Regions from separate parts of the Homo sapiens genome. Here region 1 is linked to region 2. A link is a loop called in an ENCODE intact Hi-C map of the cell type or tissue named here. Cell type or tissue: endothelial cell of umbilical vein. All regions are shown on one strand.

The links. Peaks named below come from ENCODE experiments on the same cell type or tissue, not always from the same donor. Only the 100,000 strongest peaks of a DNase experiment are listed, where the experiment ranks them.
Region 1: it touches region 2 in a loop (5-fold over the local background); 3 of 110 quality-filtered maps call a loop at or near these places.

Annotation. Positions count from the first base shown.
Region 1 is chr5:179,056,610-179,064,609 of GRCh38, reverse strand. It overlaps ZNF354C (zinc finger protein 354C), which reads right to left and starts at 4,237. Exons shown (of 5, transcript NM_014594.3): 1 at 3,944-4,237; 2 at 2,515-2,595. The coding sequence starts at 2,541. RefSeq lists an enhancer at 3,383-3,918. In endothelial cell of umbilical vein, no CTCF peak of the experiment used is centred here; a DNase peak (open chromatin) is centred at 4,289; H3K4me3 peaks cover 1,343 bases; H3K27ac peaks cover 431 bases.
Region 2 is chr5:179,491,227-179,499,226 of GRCh38, reverse strand. It overlaps LOC124901224 (U4 spliceosomal RNA), which reads left to right and starts at 7,070; the gene lies at 7,070-7,212. RefSeq lists an enhancer at 3,059-3,108. In endothelial cell of umbilical vein, a CTCF peak has its summit at 4,994 (motif pointing right); a DNase peak (open chromatin) is centred at 5,016.

The sequences.
Region 1 (8,000 bases), 430 kb after region 2:
ACCCCGTCTCTACAAAAAAAAAAAAAATTAGCCAGTGTGGTGGTGGGCGCCTGTAGTCCCAGCTACTCGGGAGGCTGAGGCAGGAGAATGGCGTGAACCCGGGAGGCGGAGCTTGCAGTGAACCGAGATGGCGCCACTGCACTCCAGCCTGGGCGACTGAGCAAGACTCTGTCTCCAAAAAAAAAGGGGGGTTACATATTGGCCGGGCACAGTTGCTCACACCTATAATCCAGCACTTTGGGAAGCCAAGGCAGGAGGATCGCAGGAGCCCAAGAGTTCCTTCCAGCCTGCAGTGAGCCGAGATCGCACCACTGTACTCCAGCCTGGGCGACAGAGCAAAACTCTGTCTCTAAAAAAAAGCAACAACAACAACAACAAAAACCCACAAAAGGATTAGATATTGAATCAGCTGTCACCCCTTCCAAAAACAACAACAACAAAAACTGGCTCTGAGTTGCAAACAAACCTACCTCTGCCCTTGGCTAAAATGAAGTAAGTCTCTCCTGCTGTGGATGTAGGCGAGCTCAGATAGCGAACAACCCTACCTTTGGGCAGCAGATAGCCCAGGTAATAGCTGGATATTCCTGTGCACTGCATTTTGCTGGTCTTTACGTCTTGGTTTCCTGAAATATCCATCTGCTTCTAATTAAGGAATCAGGCCTAGTGAGGCGAAGCACACCAAATCTGGCAGGTCCTAAAATAGTGCTGCTGCTGCTGTTACTGATACTGATCATAGTAACAGCTGGAATTTATGGAGGTCTTAATACGTGCCATGCACTTCTCTCAGCATTTTAAATGTACTTTTTCAGAGCATGATGCTAACAGTATAGACTGTCTTGTTGGGATCAAAAGCCAGCTGTGTGACCTTGATCAAGTTACTTGCTTCTCTGTGCCTGTCTCCTCATCTGTACAATCCAGATATTAACAGTCCTCTTGTAAGGATTAAATGACTTACTATATGAAAGGAATAGATATTTTTATACATAGTAATACATAGAACCTGGCTCACAGCAAATATGCTTGTAATTACTACTTTTTGGGGTTCTTTTTGAGACAAGGTCTCACTCTCGTGCCCAGGCTGGAGTGCAGTGGCACAATCATAGCTCACTTGCAGCCTCGAATTCCTGGGCTCAAGTGATCCTCCTACCTCAGCCTTCTTAGTATCTGGGACTATAGGTGCTGCTGCACCCAGCTACTTTATTTTTAATTTTGTATAGTGACAAGGCCTCACTATGTTGCTCAGGTTGGTCTCAAACTTCTGGGCTCAAGCAATCCTTCTGTCTTGGCCTCCCAAAAGTGCTGGGATTATAGGCGTGAGCTACTGTGCCCAGCTACTACTGTTACTAATGCTCATAGCAACTCAGTCATGTATGTATATTATTAACCCCACCAAAATTGAGGAAATGGGGTACAGAGAGATAAAATAACTTGCTCAGGGCTACATCCCTAGCTTGGATTTGAAGCCATGAAGTCAAGCTCCTGAGTCCACATTTCCAGCCTATGGGCTATTGGAAAAGGAGTCAATGAAGAATAGGCTTTGGAGTATGGCAGAAAAAATGCACAGAAGGGAGGGGACTAGAGGAAAGGGAGCTGGTGTTGAAGGAAAGATGGGACTTCCACGTCGGAATGACAGACAGGAATGCTAGGAAAAAGGTCAGGCCTGAGGACAGATTTGGGGAAGATACTCAGAACGCTGAGGGTTAAAGTAATGAAAATGGATCTTAAATGGGGAAAGAACAAGAAAAAAGAGCCCAGGTAGAGAGGCTAAACTAGCAGAGAAAAAAGAAAAGAATCAGAGAAGGAAATAGAGGAATCAATCAGACAGGTGAGATGGACATTTGGACAGCTTAACATCCCCGCTGCACTGGGAGGGGAAGGCCCCAGGCCTGCCTCCTTCTGGGCTTCAAAGCCCAAACCACGCTGAACTCCTTCTGGGATGCCCTTAGTCTTCTCTAAGCACCAATATCAGTCCTGGCCTCCAGTATAAACTCAGAATGCCCCCACTTCTGGGATATTTCCCCTGAACATTTAATCATGTTTCCTAAGATCGATACCACGAACTCCCAGAAGATGGAAATGACAGCTTTCCTCTTTCCATCCCGTGTGCTGCACAGGATCCTGTACATAGGGCTCAATAAATGCTTGTGGAGGCTGTCTTCCGGCCCTTCCACATCTTAGCCCCAAGTGTGACTATATCCTCTATGAAGACAGAGACTGCTTCATGCCCCATTCTCCCCACCCAGCACCAGTGTAGTGGGAAGCATATGCTCAGAACTGCCTCAAATGTGGATCACAGAGTGAGCGGGGTGAATTAAGAGTAGTCTCGGGACAAAAGAGGCACATTCCTCAGCAGCCCCTTGCTAAGCCCAAGACACTGGGAAAAACTTTTGAGGTTCCGGATTCTTCATCGTTTTGGTTGGACCAAAAAGTACCTGGACAAAGTCTGGAAACATGTCTACCATCTCTGAATCCAGAAGCCAACTGATGAAAAAGACAACCTTCACTCACTCTCACCTGAGCAGACAGCAGATCCACAGCCATCCCTTCCTCCTCAGTCTTCCTGCCCAGGGAGAGCAGAGTGTGGACACGGTGGGTCTGCAGAGGAAAAAGGTGTCAAGAGGAACCCTGGCGTCAGGAGATGGCTTGGAGAGAGGAAGTTACAACCGCCCATAATGTCCATCAGGTCTCAAAAAAGCCACCCCCCGTAATGATGTAAAGCAAGAAGAGTGTTTACTAGTTTACTAGGGCAATGTGCCAACCCTACTTCTATTTCTGCACTTGGACTCTTTAACTTCCACCTTCGGGCCTCTCAGCTACCTCTAGGCAAACCGTGACTCCCCCATGGATGTCTGGAGTCCTTCGCTAGCTTTGAACTGCACACCTAAAAGTCGCAATGAATATCCAGTCTCCTGGGGCGCCACTTCCCAGCCTAGCTAGCTGATCCTCATCCTGCCTGCCCTGCCTCACCCTTTCCTCCCTATGGTAGCCACGATAAAGAGGCTTCCCCGCATCCCTACCCTGGTGACAGACCCCACTGCTCGCCCTGAGTGGTCCTTCCGTGGAGTGCTGTGTTCTCCCCAAGAAACTGTGAGCATAATCCAACCACTCAGCTTTCCCAGCCTCTTTACTAGATCTTCGTCGGGCCTTACCACACTTTACCCAAGGTAACAGGATTAAGGCACTGTCCCCACCCAAAGCCAGAGCTTTGCTGTCCCTCCTAATACTCCACAGGTGCCGCCTCTAATGGCACCCACAACCAGAAACAGCCGTCGCTGCCCAAACACCAACCCCAGGTGGGAGAGGTGGAAACCGTGCCCGCCCCACAGAAAGCAAGGGAAGAGGCTGCCTGGGGCAGCCGGGCAAGTGTGAGGGCCTCCAGGCCCGCGATCTGCAGCGGCGACTCAGGGTGCCCCCTAGCATGGAGCCAACCTGGGGCTCTGCCAGGCCAGTTCCAGCGGGTGCCTCGACCAGCCCAGGGGAAGCTGCCACACAAGGCCTCGGTTACGCGACGAAGCGCACCTCCTCCCAGGAAGCGGTGAGTGTTTTCCACGCAGTATTTTCAATCTTCACATTTACAGATGTTACGGAGACTGAAAACCAGGAGGTCGTGACCTGCCCAAAGTCATAAGGGCCGGGAAGGCAATCCTGATCCTAGCCCCAGGCCCCAGTTACATCTGGGGCAATGACCTCGCCACTCTGCCTCGGTCTCCTCCTGACAGAGCGGGAACAGCGTACCGCCACCCTATCTGTTAGCAGGGATGCGCGGAGTTCGTTCGGGCGATGCGCTAGTCTGGTGCCTGGCACCCGAGCGCTCTCGGCGGGCATCAGCTATTGCTTTTATTATTTCCGTTACTCAGAAGAAAATGCACAGAAGAAAATCGCAGAATGAACAACGACAAAAGGCTGGCATCCCCACCCCAGCGGCCCGGCGCACCCAGCTCACCTGGCGAGGCGCTCCCTCCCGCGGGTCTCCGGCAGTCCAGGCCGCTCGCGGACGGCGCCCCGGGACCCAGTGGCCAAGGGGCCCGAGCCGCGTAGGGCTGGTCCCAGAAGCCCAGACGAGGCTGCACGCCGCCCACTCGCTGGAGAGGCCCGGATCCACCCCGGCCCGGAAGAGACCACTGCGAGCGCCTCAACCCCAGGCCGGCAATCCTAGCCAAGCCTGGATGGCCCAAGCCAGGAGAACCCCCGAAAGGCCGCGAGCTGTCCCCGAAACCCCGCCAACCGCGGGAGAACTACCACTCCCGGCATGCCTCCGGCCCCACGCCGACTACACTTCCCAGGGGACGCCGCGGTGCGCGCTGCGAACTCCGGGAGAGGAACCGCCTCCGCCAACGAGAGCTCTCAAAGGCGACAGTGCGCGGAGGGGCTGCAGTGCGAGGGAGTACGCACGCCGCACACGAGGCAGGAGGTCTCCAGCTGCTGGCCGTGCTGCCTACAGCCCGCGCACTTGTTAAGCAAGCGGAGTAGTTTGAAAAAACAAAACCGGAAATTAGATTCATTTAGGAGGATCAGTGTGCTGTAGCTCCCACCGCTGGTTGTGATTACTTTTCTGTTGATACAAAATAATTTACATAATGTATAGGGTCCATGTGAGTGCTTGTTACGTGCATAGACTGTAATGATCATCAAGTCACAGTATTTGGGGTATCCATCACCTTAAGCATTTATCATTTTTATGCGTTGGTATCATTTCAAGCCCTCTCTTCGATTTACTTTGAAATATACACAATATTATTGCCAAGTATAGTCACCCTAGTCTGCTATTAAATATTAGAAATTATTTCTTCCATCTAACTGTATGTTTGTACCCATAACCAACCTCTCTTCATTCCCCTTCCTTTCTGGCCTTCCTGGCCTTTGGTATCTATCCTCCTGTTGTCTATGTCCATGAGATCAAGTGTTTTAACTCCCGAATATAAGTGAGAACATGCAGTACTTGTCTTTCTGTGCCTGGCTTATTTCACTTAACATAATGACCTTCGGCTCCATCCATGTTGCTGTGAATACATTATTTCATTCATTTTTATGGCAGAATAGTATTCCATTGTGTCTATGTATGACATTTTCTTTACCCATTCATCTATTGCTGGTAGGTTGAGTCTATATCTTGGCTACTGCAAATAGTGCAGTGACAAACGTGAGTGCAGGTATCCTTTTCATATACTGATTTCTCTCCCTTTACCAGTAGTAGGGTTGCTGGATTGTATGGTAGTTCCATTTTTAGTTTTTTGAGAAACCTCCACACTGTTTTCCATAGTGGCTGTACTAATTTACATTCCCACCAATAGTGTATAAGAGTTCCCTTTTCCCCAAATCCTCACTGGCATCTGTCATTTTTTTGTCTTTATAATAATAATCATTCTAACTGGAGTGAGCTTATATCTAATTAGAAAGTGTTAGTAACCAAAAGAGCATGATATTTGTATAAAAATAGACACACACACCCCCCCATGGAACAGAATAAGAGAACCCAGAAATCAGTGCACCCATTTACAGCCAACTGATTTTCAACAAAGGTGCCAAGAACACACAATGAGGAAAGGACTACGTCTTTAATAAATGGTTCTGGGGAAAACTGGATAATAATATGCAGAAGAATGAACTTGGACCCCTTCTCTCTCAACATATATAAAAGTCAACTCCAGATAGATTAAAGATTTAAAGACTCCAAACTATAAAACTGATAGAAGGAAACATCGGGACAACTCTTCAGGACATTGATCTAGGCAAAGATTTTTCTTTTTCTTGCCTGTGCTTTTGAGGTCTGTGGCTAAGACCTCAAAAGCACAGGCAACAAAAAGAAAAATAAACAACTATATTAATCTAAAAAGTGTCTGCACAGCAAAAGAAACAACAGAGTGAAGCAACAACTTGAGAGAAAATATTTATAAATTACTCATCCAACAAAGGACTAATACCCAGTATATACAAAGAATTCAAATAACAGGTTTGTGACCAGCCAGGCCAATGTGGCGAAACCCCGTCTCTACTAAAAATGCAAAAATAGCCAGGCGTGGTGGTGCATGCCTGAAACCCCAGCTACTTGGGAGGCTGAAGCAGGAGAATTCCTTGAACCTGGGAGGTGGAGGTTGCAGTGAGCTCAGATCATGCCACTGCACTCCAGCCTGGGTGACAGAGCGAGATGCCATCTCAAAGAAAAAACAAAACAAAAAAAACCACAACAGTATACAAAGAGTCCCATTAAAAATGGGCAAAGGGCTGGGCACAATGACTCATGCCTGTAATCCCGGCACTTTGGGAGGCGGAAGTGGATGGATCACTCGTGCCCAGGGGTTCCAGAGCAGCCTCAGCAACATAGTGAGACCTTGTCTTTACAAAAAATAAACGAAATTAGCCAGGCATGCCAGTGCAGGCCTGTAGTCCCAGCTACTCAGGAGGCTGAGCGCAGAGGATTGCTTGAACCCAGAGGTTGAGGCTGCAGTGAGCAAAAATAGCACCACTGCACTCCAGCCAGGGTGACAGAGTGAGACCCTGCCTCAAAAAAAAAAAAAAAAAAAAAAATAGGCAAAGGACCTGAATAGACATTTCTCAAAAAGACATTCAAATGGCCAACAGGTATATGAAAAATGTTCAACATTACTAATCATCAGAGAAATGCAAATCAAAACCACAAGATAGTTATGTTATTTTAAATTCTTTTAATGTGTACCATACACAGGAGATAATGTATTCATAGGCACAGATTTTTGTTTTTATTTATTTATTTATTTATTTATTTTGAGATGGAGTCTCACTCTGTCGCCAGGCTGGAGTACAGTGGCGCGACCTTGGCTCACTGCAACCTCTACCTCCTAGGTTCAAGCAGTCTCCTGCCTCAGCCTCCTGAGTAGCTGGGACTACAGGCACGTACCACCATGCCCAGCTAATTTTTGTATTTTTAGTAGAGATGGGGTTTCACCATGTTGATCAGGATGGTCTTGATCTCTTGACCTCGTGATCTGCCCACCTCAGCCTCCCAAAGTGCTGGGATTAGAGGCATGAGCCACTGTGCGAGGCCCATGGTTTAATAATAATAAAACAAATACCCACATACCCAACACTTGGGTTACCAAAGAGAAATTTACCCAAAATTTGGAAGCCTTGTTCACAGTGCTCCCAAGTCATTTTCCTGAGTTGCTTTCAGCATTCCTTTGTTTTGTTTGATAATTACTCCACATGCATGTGTCCCTAAACATTGTTTACTTTTGCAACATTTTAAATCTTTATAAAAAGACAACCTGCTATATACATACAATATACAATATGTATGTATATAAAGGTAATCTGCTATATACATACAATATACAATTGTATAGTTTCAATTGTACATTGTATTCAACTTTTATACAATATACAATATGTATGTATATAGCAGATACCCTTTATATAAAGATTTCTGCATATATATGTGTATATGCCTATATGTGTATATATGTATATATATCATGTGTATATACATGCATATATGTATCATGTGTATATATGTGTTCAACACAAACACTTTTAGATTAGTCTACCTTGATACATGCAAAGTTCATTCCTTTTCATTACTGTATAGGATTTCATTATTGATTCATTCAGCAACAACAAAAATTATGTTGAACACTTATCCTGTGCCTAGCATTGTGCCAGATTCTGGAAATACACCAGTGGGCAAAACTGGCAAAACCTGTGCACAAATGCAGCTTGAATTTTACTGGAAGAGAGAGAGGAAAGATAATAAGAGGAATAAATACGTTTTGAGATAGAGATGAGTGTGAAGGCAACCAAAATAATTCACTCCAAAACATACTTCCCTGACATATCTTGAGATGGCTATTCAGAGAGCTTGCAGACAGGAATAGTCCTGAAAAGCTGTCTTTTGTAGAGGAGACTTGCATCTGTTGAGGAAATGAAGTGCAGTCAACAACAGATGTGAATAGGCTTTCTCTGAGGCTCTCCCCTCGTCCAGATCTGAGAAAGACTAACTGAGAGTCTGACACCTTTGAAAATCTGGT
Region 2 (8,000 bases):
CTGTAGCAAAGCAAAAAGGAGGGAAAATGCATCCCAGGTGCCGCCAGCTGCCACTGTTTTTCTTTGTGTGGTGTGTGTGACAGAGTCTTACTTTGTTGCCCAGCCTGGAGTAAAGTGGAGTGATCCCGGCTCGCTGCAACCTCCGCCTCCTGGGTTCAAGCAATTCTCCTGCCTCAGCCTCCTGAGTAGCTGGGATTACAGGCACATGCCACTACATCTGGCTAATTTTTGTATTTTGAGTAGAGACGGGATTTCACCTTGTTGGCCAGGCTGGTGTCGAACTCCTGACCTCAAGTCATCCACCTGCCTCAGCCTCCCAAAGTGTTGAGATTACAGGTGTGAGCCACTGTGCCTGCCCTGCTGCCATGCTTTCAAGCCACTGTTAGGCTTTTCCACATCCCCCAGCATGCACCCACTCTCCCGGGATGGTTAGGGGGCTCCATCACCATTTTCTGGAAACTGCCTCTAGTCAGAGGTTGCCTGGGGCTCTCCACACAATCATGGAGACGTAGAGGACACAGCCTGATGCTAGACTGCACAGGACCCTCTTCCGCCAGATTCCCTGGACACCTCCATCCCCTCTTCTAGCAATCATGTCAGTGCACGGTAGCGCCTGTGTCCTAAGGTTCCCATGCCACAAGGCTTGAACCCTTCACCCCTGTCTCCCGAGGCCAGGATCAAGCCTGCTTGGCCCAGGGGAGGGGGCGATAAATGTCATGGTTGGAAGCATCAGGTGGGAGAGGGCTTAGTGTGGGGTCGTCAGAGTGACACTGAGAGGCTAAGACACACTGTCTGACACAGCCCAGCCAGGCGCTGCCCACAGCTGAGTTTCCAAAGGACACGTTCTGTGTCACCATATTCCAGGATTCAAATCCTTCCAGCCTGGGACAAGTTCCACGGGGTGCCATGAGGCTGCCCCAATTTGATTTTGAAATGTACAGTGAAATGCCTACCTTGGTGGTGGCCAAGGCAGGGTGGGCCCAGATGCCCCTGCTGATGGACACACAGGCACGACACCCACAGTTCAGGGAGCCCGCTCCAGCCTGCCGTGGAGCCCTGGGCCAGGTCGTGAGCCATGAGCCTGCTCGGGACAGTCCTTCCCGATCCTGGAAGGGAGCGGCCCAATTATAACGGCTCCCTCGAGGCTCTCAGTGGAGCCGAGCCCAGAGAGGAGGCCTGCACTGCCAGATGGGCAAACTCATTAGGACTGTGGCATTTTTTATGCAAACGAAGGCAAATACATCCATGGGAGAAATGTAAACAGCAGACACGCACAAGAGCACGGACTTCACCGGGTTTCAAGAGGAGAGGGAGCTGGGACAGGAGGCCAGGAGAGATCCCCACCCCCAGCACTGCCCTGCAGTGGCCTAGCCCAGGCCTTCTGGATCTGCCTACCTGGGATGCCCAAGAGGGAAACTGAGGCCCCACGAGCCCTGCACGTGGGCGGAGCCTGGCCTGACCTGTAGCTCCTTGGGAGGCTGAGGGAGAAGCATTGCTTGAGGCCAGGAGTTTGAGACCAGCCTGGACAACACAGTTAAACCCCATCTGTACAAAACACTAAAAAATTAACCAGGCATGGTGGCGCATGCCTGTGGTCCCAGCTATTCAGGAAGCTGAGATGGGAGGATCACTTGAGCCCATGACTTAGAGGTTATGGTGAGCTGTGATCGTGCCACTGCACTCTAGCCTGGGCAACAGGGTAAGATCCTGTCTTTTAAAATAAATAACATACAATAATATAAAATAAATAAAAATTATAATAAAAATGACTGTAGCGAGAACTCTTAAGGAGAGTCAAGAAGATATTGCAAAGAAACAATATGAAAAAACCAATCTCTTTAAGGGTTCTTCTCATTACAGTTTTTTTTTTTCTGATTCTGTCTTGTTTCTTCACTGGCCAACCCCGCTCTGATGCTTAGCTTGGGTCCCTGCCGCTCAAGCTACTATGTCCTTCCCATCAGTGCTGCTCAGTGTAGTCTTGGACCCATGGCATTCTGGCATCCCCTGGGTGCCTGTTGGAAATGCAGATTCTTAGGCCCTGCCCCAGACCTCCTGACTCAAATCTCTGAGGTGGAGCCCAGGACTGCATATGTTCCAGCTCCCCAGGGGATTCTGTTGAGACCCGGCCTCTATTCTCGGTGGCCTGGCTTTTCCTGCTTCTGTTGGGGGTGAGGCCCCTCCAGACTGAGCTGGTCAGGATCTAGGCTCTTGGCAGCCTGCATGAGGCAGGAGGCAAGTCCCTCTCTCGGGGAAGGCAGTGGCAGGTAAGCAATGGCAGGTGAGTCGGCCAACAAGGCCCTTGCCACTGAGCTGTCCTATGGAGAAGCCCCGTGCCTTTTTCTCAGGGCGCTCTGCGGGTGTGCCTGGGGTCGGACTGAGCCCCAGCAATCTCCCTGCATGTCAGTTACTGCTCTTACTTTCACTGTGGTCCCCGTGGGCTTTTTCAAGGCTCTGTCCTGGCCCAGGGAAAGGTGGACCATGAGACCTCACAGCCAGAAAGAAGCAGCAGCCAACTGAGTTTCCGAATGGATTTGAAGAGCTCACAGCAGAGGAGATACCAGTTTGAAAATCAAGATGTGTTTGATTTGCTTTGGCCATCAAGAGACACATCCTGAAGGACTCTGTCTCAACATTTTTCTACATAAAAAAAGAGTGGGGAAGAATGCAGGTTGGTGGGAGCTGGGAGATAAGGTCCACAGGCCAGGAGAGGGCCCCCAGGCTGGGTCGTGTGAGGCAGTGTCCATCTGAGAAGGAAAGTCTGCTGGCTGCAGGGTCCCAGCACCCAGGAGCTAGAGGAGAGGGGGTGGGAGGGAGAGCAGCTACGTGTCCCTGGGTTTCTTGAGCGAGGACTGATAAACCCCAGGGGCACGTGTAGCTGCCACAAAAGCATGCACCTCGAGTGCTTCCCCCTCCTAGCTGGCGGGAGAGGAAGGGACCAGGATGGAGGCGAGCTTGGCAAAGTCTTTCTGGAATCAGCATCCTCCTCCTCCTCCTTCCCAGACTCCGGGCCCCAGGCTCCAAGCACAGTCCATCCCTGCGGAGGACTTCCGTGGATGCTGGTGGGCACAGATGCCAGCCCATCATGTGCTACTCAGGCAGATGCTAGGGAGCCAGGGGCCAGTCATCGTTCTCCCTGATGCCAGGGCACCACTCTGAGGAAAGGGAGAGAAGGACAGGTTGGTCTAAATCCACCTGCAGGATCTGAGTGACCGTACATGGGGCTGGGGGCTGAAATTTTCTGAGAGGGACTGGATTACATTTTCAGAAATTGGAATCAGAAATTAAAACTGTGTTATGAAAAATAATGAGTTACATTTTGCACATGTGATGTTTGAGCCGGATAATTTGTGTTTGCCGCCTTTATACTTGAATGTGAAAGCACCTTGCACAGCACTTGGCATAAAGTCAGTGCCCAGTGATTACTAGTGAATGCCTTCCTAACTGTGTACATGGCCTGAATGCACACGAACACACGATGGAAACAGTCAGGGAGTGGAGAGGGTGTCCTGCTGATTACTAGTGAATGCCTTCCTAACTGTGCGTGGTCTGAATGCACACAAACACAAGATGGAAACAGTCAGGGAGCGGAGATGGTGCCCCGCTGATGCTGTCCTATTATTTTTATTCAGAAGTCTGTTTGCCTTTTTACACATTTTTGATCCTACCATATAAACGATTTTTATAACATTCATGTTATGTTACATTCACATTTATTGCTAATTTTTATAACATTAGTACAAGATGATTGAATTCCTCCTTGGTCAGAAGACCCACGTCTGAATCCTGGATCCACTACTTGTTAGTTGAAGCAAGCAACTGTGCCTCTCAGTCTGTGAAAAGGAGGCAATGCCTAGCTCAGGAGGCTGACAGGATGAAGTCGGAGAGGAATGAATGGAAGTCTCTTGGGACTCAGGCCTGCCTGATACTTTCTGGGCAGCTTAAAATATGTTTTCTGAATGTTAAGGGAAGCACAGAGCAGGCATGCATGCAGATGGGGGTGAAATATTACTTCCATTCTTCCATGTGTGAGTCCTAAACACACACCACCTCCCCCACACACAAACAGACCTACAACACATGCCACACGTAACACAGGCACAGGCACACGCACACGCACCGCAGCAACACACACTGCACGCACACACAACACAGACTGTAACACATACACACGTATACCACCTACCACACTACACAAGGCCCCACATTCACATGATACACATGTACCACATGCACATATATGACCCGCATCACCAACAAACACACGTGCATCATGTGTACACATACACATCATAGGTACACATCACATGCACACATGGCCCACAGGAACACACACATATGCCACATACTGCATGCATGCACATCCACAACACACGCAATACAGGCACATACAAGCCATATGTAGACACTGCGTGCACACACATTTACACCACACTACATGCACACACCATATTCACACATACTTGCACACACACCACTGATACACATACTTCCACACATGTCCGCAGCCTGCATGCACAAACCATATTATGCACACACACCCCATATACTATTAGGTTGGTGCAAAAGTAATCGCAGCTTTTGCCATTACTTTCAATAGCAAAAACTGCGATTACTTTTTTTTTTTGAGACACAGTCTTACTCTGTCGCCCAGGCTGGAGTGCAATGGGGTGATCTCAGCTCACCGCAGCCTCTGCCTCTGGGGTTCAAGTGATTCTCCTGCCTCAGCCTCCCCAGTAGCTGGGATTACAGGTGTGCGCCACCACTCCTGGCTAATTTTTGTATTTTTAGTAGAGACGGGGTTTCACCATGTTGGCCAGGCTGGTCTTGAACTCCTGACCTCAGGTGATCTGCACACCTCGGCTTCCCAAAGTGCTGGGATTACAGGCGTGAGCCACCATGCCCAGACAAAAACCGTGATTACTTTTGCACCAACCTGATACGTGTGCACAGACAAGTTCGGTAAGCAGGCATTGCAATAATTAAAGATGACACGAGGTGGCACCATGACACTTTTACTCAGAAATTTTATTTGCCTATTTTTATACAGTTGTGATTATACTCTATATTAGTAGTTCTCAAAGTGTAGCCAAAACTATTTTCATAATAATGGTAAGATGTGATTTGCCTTTTTTCATTCTTATTCTCCCATGAGTATACAGTGGAATTTTCCAGAGATGCTGTGATGTGTGACATTGTAACAGATTGAAGGCAAAAGCAGATCTGAGAATCAGCTCAGACATCTACCTAGAGATTTGCCAGCGGCAATGCAACTCACTAATTTTGCAGAAGATATTGTTGCTTTCCATACAAAATTATTTATTGTTAACATACAACAATGGGTTTGTTGTTTTTAATTTAAAAAATTGAGCAATTTGAATTCTTTTTAAAGCTTATTTTTAATTGAAAATGAAATTATTTAACGTGTACAACATGATGTTTTGAAATATGTAGACACTGTGGAATCATTACTATTTTAAAATAAGTAAATATTTCAAAACCTCCTCAAATTTAATCTGTATTACAGTAAAATTGATAGATGCAATTCACGTAAAGTTCCTTAGGGTCCACAGGAGATTTTCAGAGTATAAAGCTATCCTGAGAAAGAATATTTAACAATCACTCTTCTATATGTAATCACATGTCCACAAATACTTTTGAGGTTAATCATTTATTTTAAATTTATAAGGAACCAACAAGAACAAAGAAAAGGAAAACACTTGTAATCCTATTGCATGGGGACAAGAGACAATCACGACTGACATTTGCCAGGTTTTCTCCTAGTTGTGTTTCAGAGCATCTGTTTCCAGGTTAGTGTGTTCTGAATACAGGCTCTGTGTCCTACGCTCTGAATATGAGCCCCGCGTCCTAGCCTCTGGGTATAAGCCTTGTGTCCTAGGTTCTGGGTATAAGCCCCGGGTCCTAGGTTCTGCATATAAACCTTGTGTCCTAGGCTCTGGGTATAAGCCTTGCTTCCTAGGCCCTGGGTATAAGCCTAGGGTCCTAGACTCTGGGTATAAGCCCCGGGTTCTAGGCTCTGGGTGTAAGCCCCGCCTCCTAGGCTCTAGGTGTAAGGCCTGGGTCCTAGGCTCTGGGTAGAAGCCCCGGGTCCTAGGCTCTGGATACAAGCCTTGTGTCCTAGGCTCTGGGTATAAACCTTCTGTCCTAGGTTCTGGGTATAAGCCTTGTGTCCTATTCTCTGGTTCTCAGCCCCTTGTCCTAGGCTCTGGGTATAAATCTTGTGTCCTAGACCTTGGGTTAAACCCCATGTCCTAGGCTCCGGGTATAAGCCCTGTGTCCTTTCTGCATATAAGCCTTGTGTTTCCTAGGCTCTGGGTATAAGCCCCATGTCCTAGGCTTTGAGTATAAGCCCCATGTCCTAGGCTCTGGGTATAAACCTTGTGTCCTAGGCTCTGAGTATAAGCCCCACGTCCTTTCTGGGTATAAGCCTTGTGTCCTAGGCTCTGGGTATAAGCCCCATGTCCTAATCCCTGGGTATAAGCCCCGGGTTCTAGGCCCTGAATATAAGTTCTGTGTCCTTTCTGGTTATAAGCCTTGTGTCCTAGTCTCTGGGTATAAGCCCCATGTCCTAGGCCCTGGTTATAAGCCCCGAGTTCCAGGCCCTGGGTGTAAGTTCTGTGTTCTTTCTAGGTATTAGCCTTGTGTCCTAGGCCCTGGGCATAAACCTGTGTCCTAGGCCCTGGGTATATGCCCCAGGTTTTAGGCCGTGGGTATAAGCCCCAAGTCCTAGGCTCTGGATAGAAGCCCTGGGTTCTTGGTCCTGGGTATGAGCCCCATATCCTAGGTCACCAACCAGATTGAGAGCCCAGTCAAAGTTCTTTCTCATGGTGTGTCTAGGACGTCAGAAAACCTAGAGATGTGGCCGGACTCTGAGCCCCCTGAAAAGGGTTCCCAGACCTTTTGTGAGAGGGAGGCTTTGTCTGCCCAGAGCCCACCTAGTCTTGGAGTCTTGGAAGGCTGCCCGGCACCTCAGGTAGGCCTGTTTGCACCTCAGCCTCACCCTGGTCTGGGTATCCACTCCATACAGACATGTTTTTAAAAATTGAGGAATAGCTTTGTGCAGTGGCAGTATCATAGCCAATGAGGTTTATCCGAGGCGTGATTATTGCTAATTGAAAAATTGAGGAATAGTTTAGTAAAACACACAGATCTTAAATATATAATTCAATGGCTTTTTACAAATATCTATCTGTAGCCAACACCCCAATCAAGGCAGAAAACATTGCCACCATTGTAGAAAATTCCCCCCAATCCCTTTACAGTCTACTCAACTTCCCTTGTCCCCTAATCCCCAAGCAGCCACTATTCTGATTTGCATTCCAGAAAAGTAGTTTTTCTGGATTTTTTTTTAACTGACTTTCGCTCTTGTCGCCCAGGCTCGAGTGCAGTGGCGCAATCCTGACTCACTGCAACTTCCACCTCCTAGGTTCAATCAATTCTCCTGCCTCAGCCTCCCAAGTAGCTGGGATTAGAGGCGTGCACCACCACGCCTGACTAATTTTTGTATTTTTAGTAGAGACGGGGTTTCACCATGTTGACCAGGCTGGTCTTGAACTTCTGACCTCGGGTAATCCGCCCACCTCTGCCTCCCAAAGTGCTGGGATTACAGGTGTGAGCCACCGTGCCCAGCCTGGTTTTGAATTTAATAAATCTGTATGACATCCTTTGTATGGCTCCTTCAGTTCAAAACACTGTGTTTTTGTTGTTGTTGTTGTAGAGATGGAGTCTTGATCCATTGCCCAGCCTGCTTTCAAACTCCTGGGCTCAAGCAATCCTCTGCTCTTGGCCTCCCAAGTGTTGGGACTGCAGGTGTGAGTCATCGCACCAGCCAGAGTCCAATCGTGTCTCTAGTGAGAGCAGCCACTTTAATATAAAGGCTCAGGAATTCCTCCTCATGTTTGCTGCAGTGGCACTTGCCCTCTGAGTATCAGTTAGCTATTGTCACACTTATGCTGTGTAACAAACCATCCCCACATCTCAGT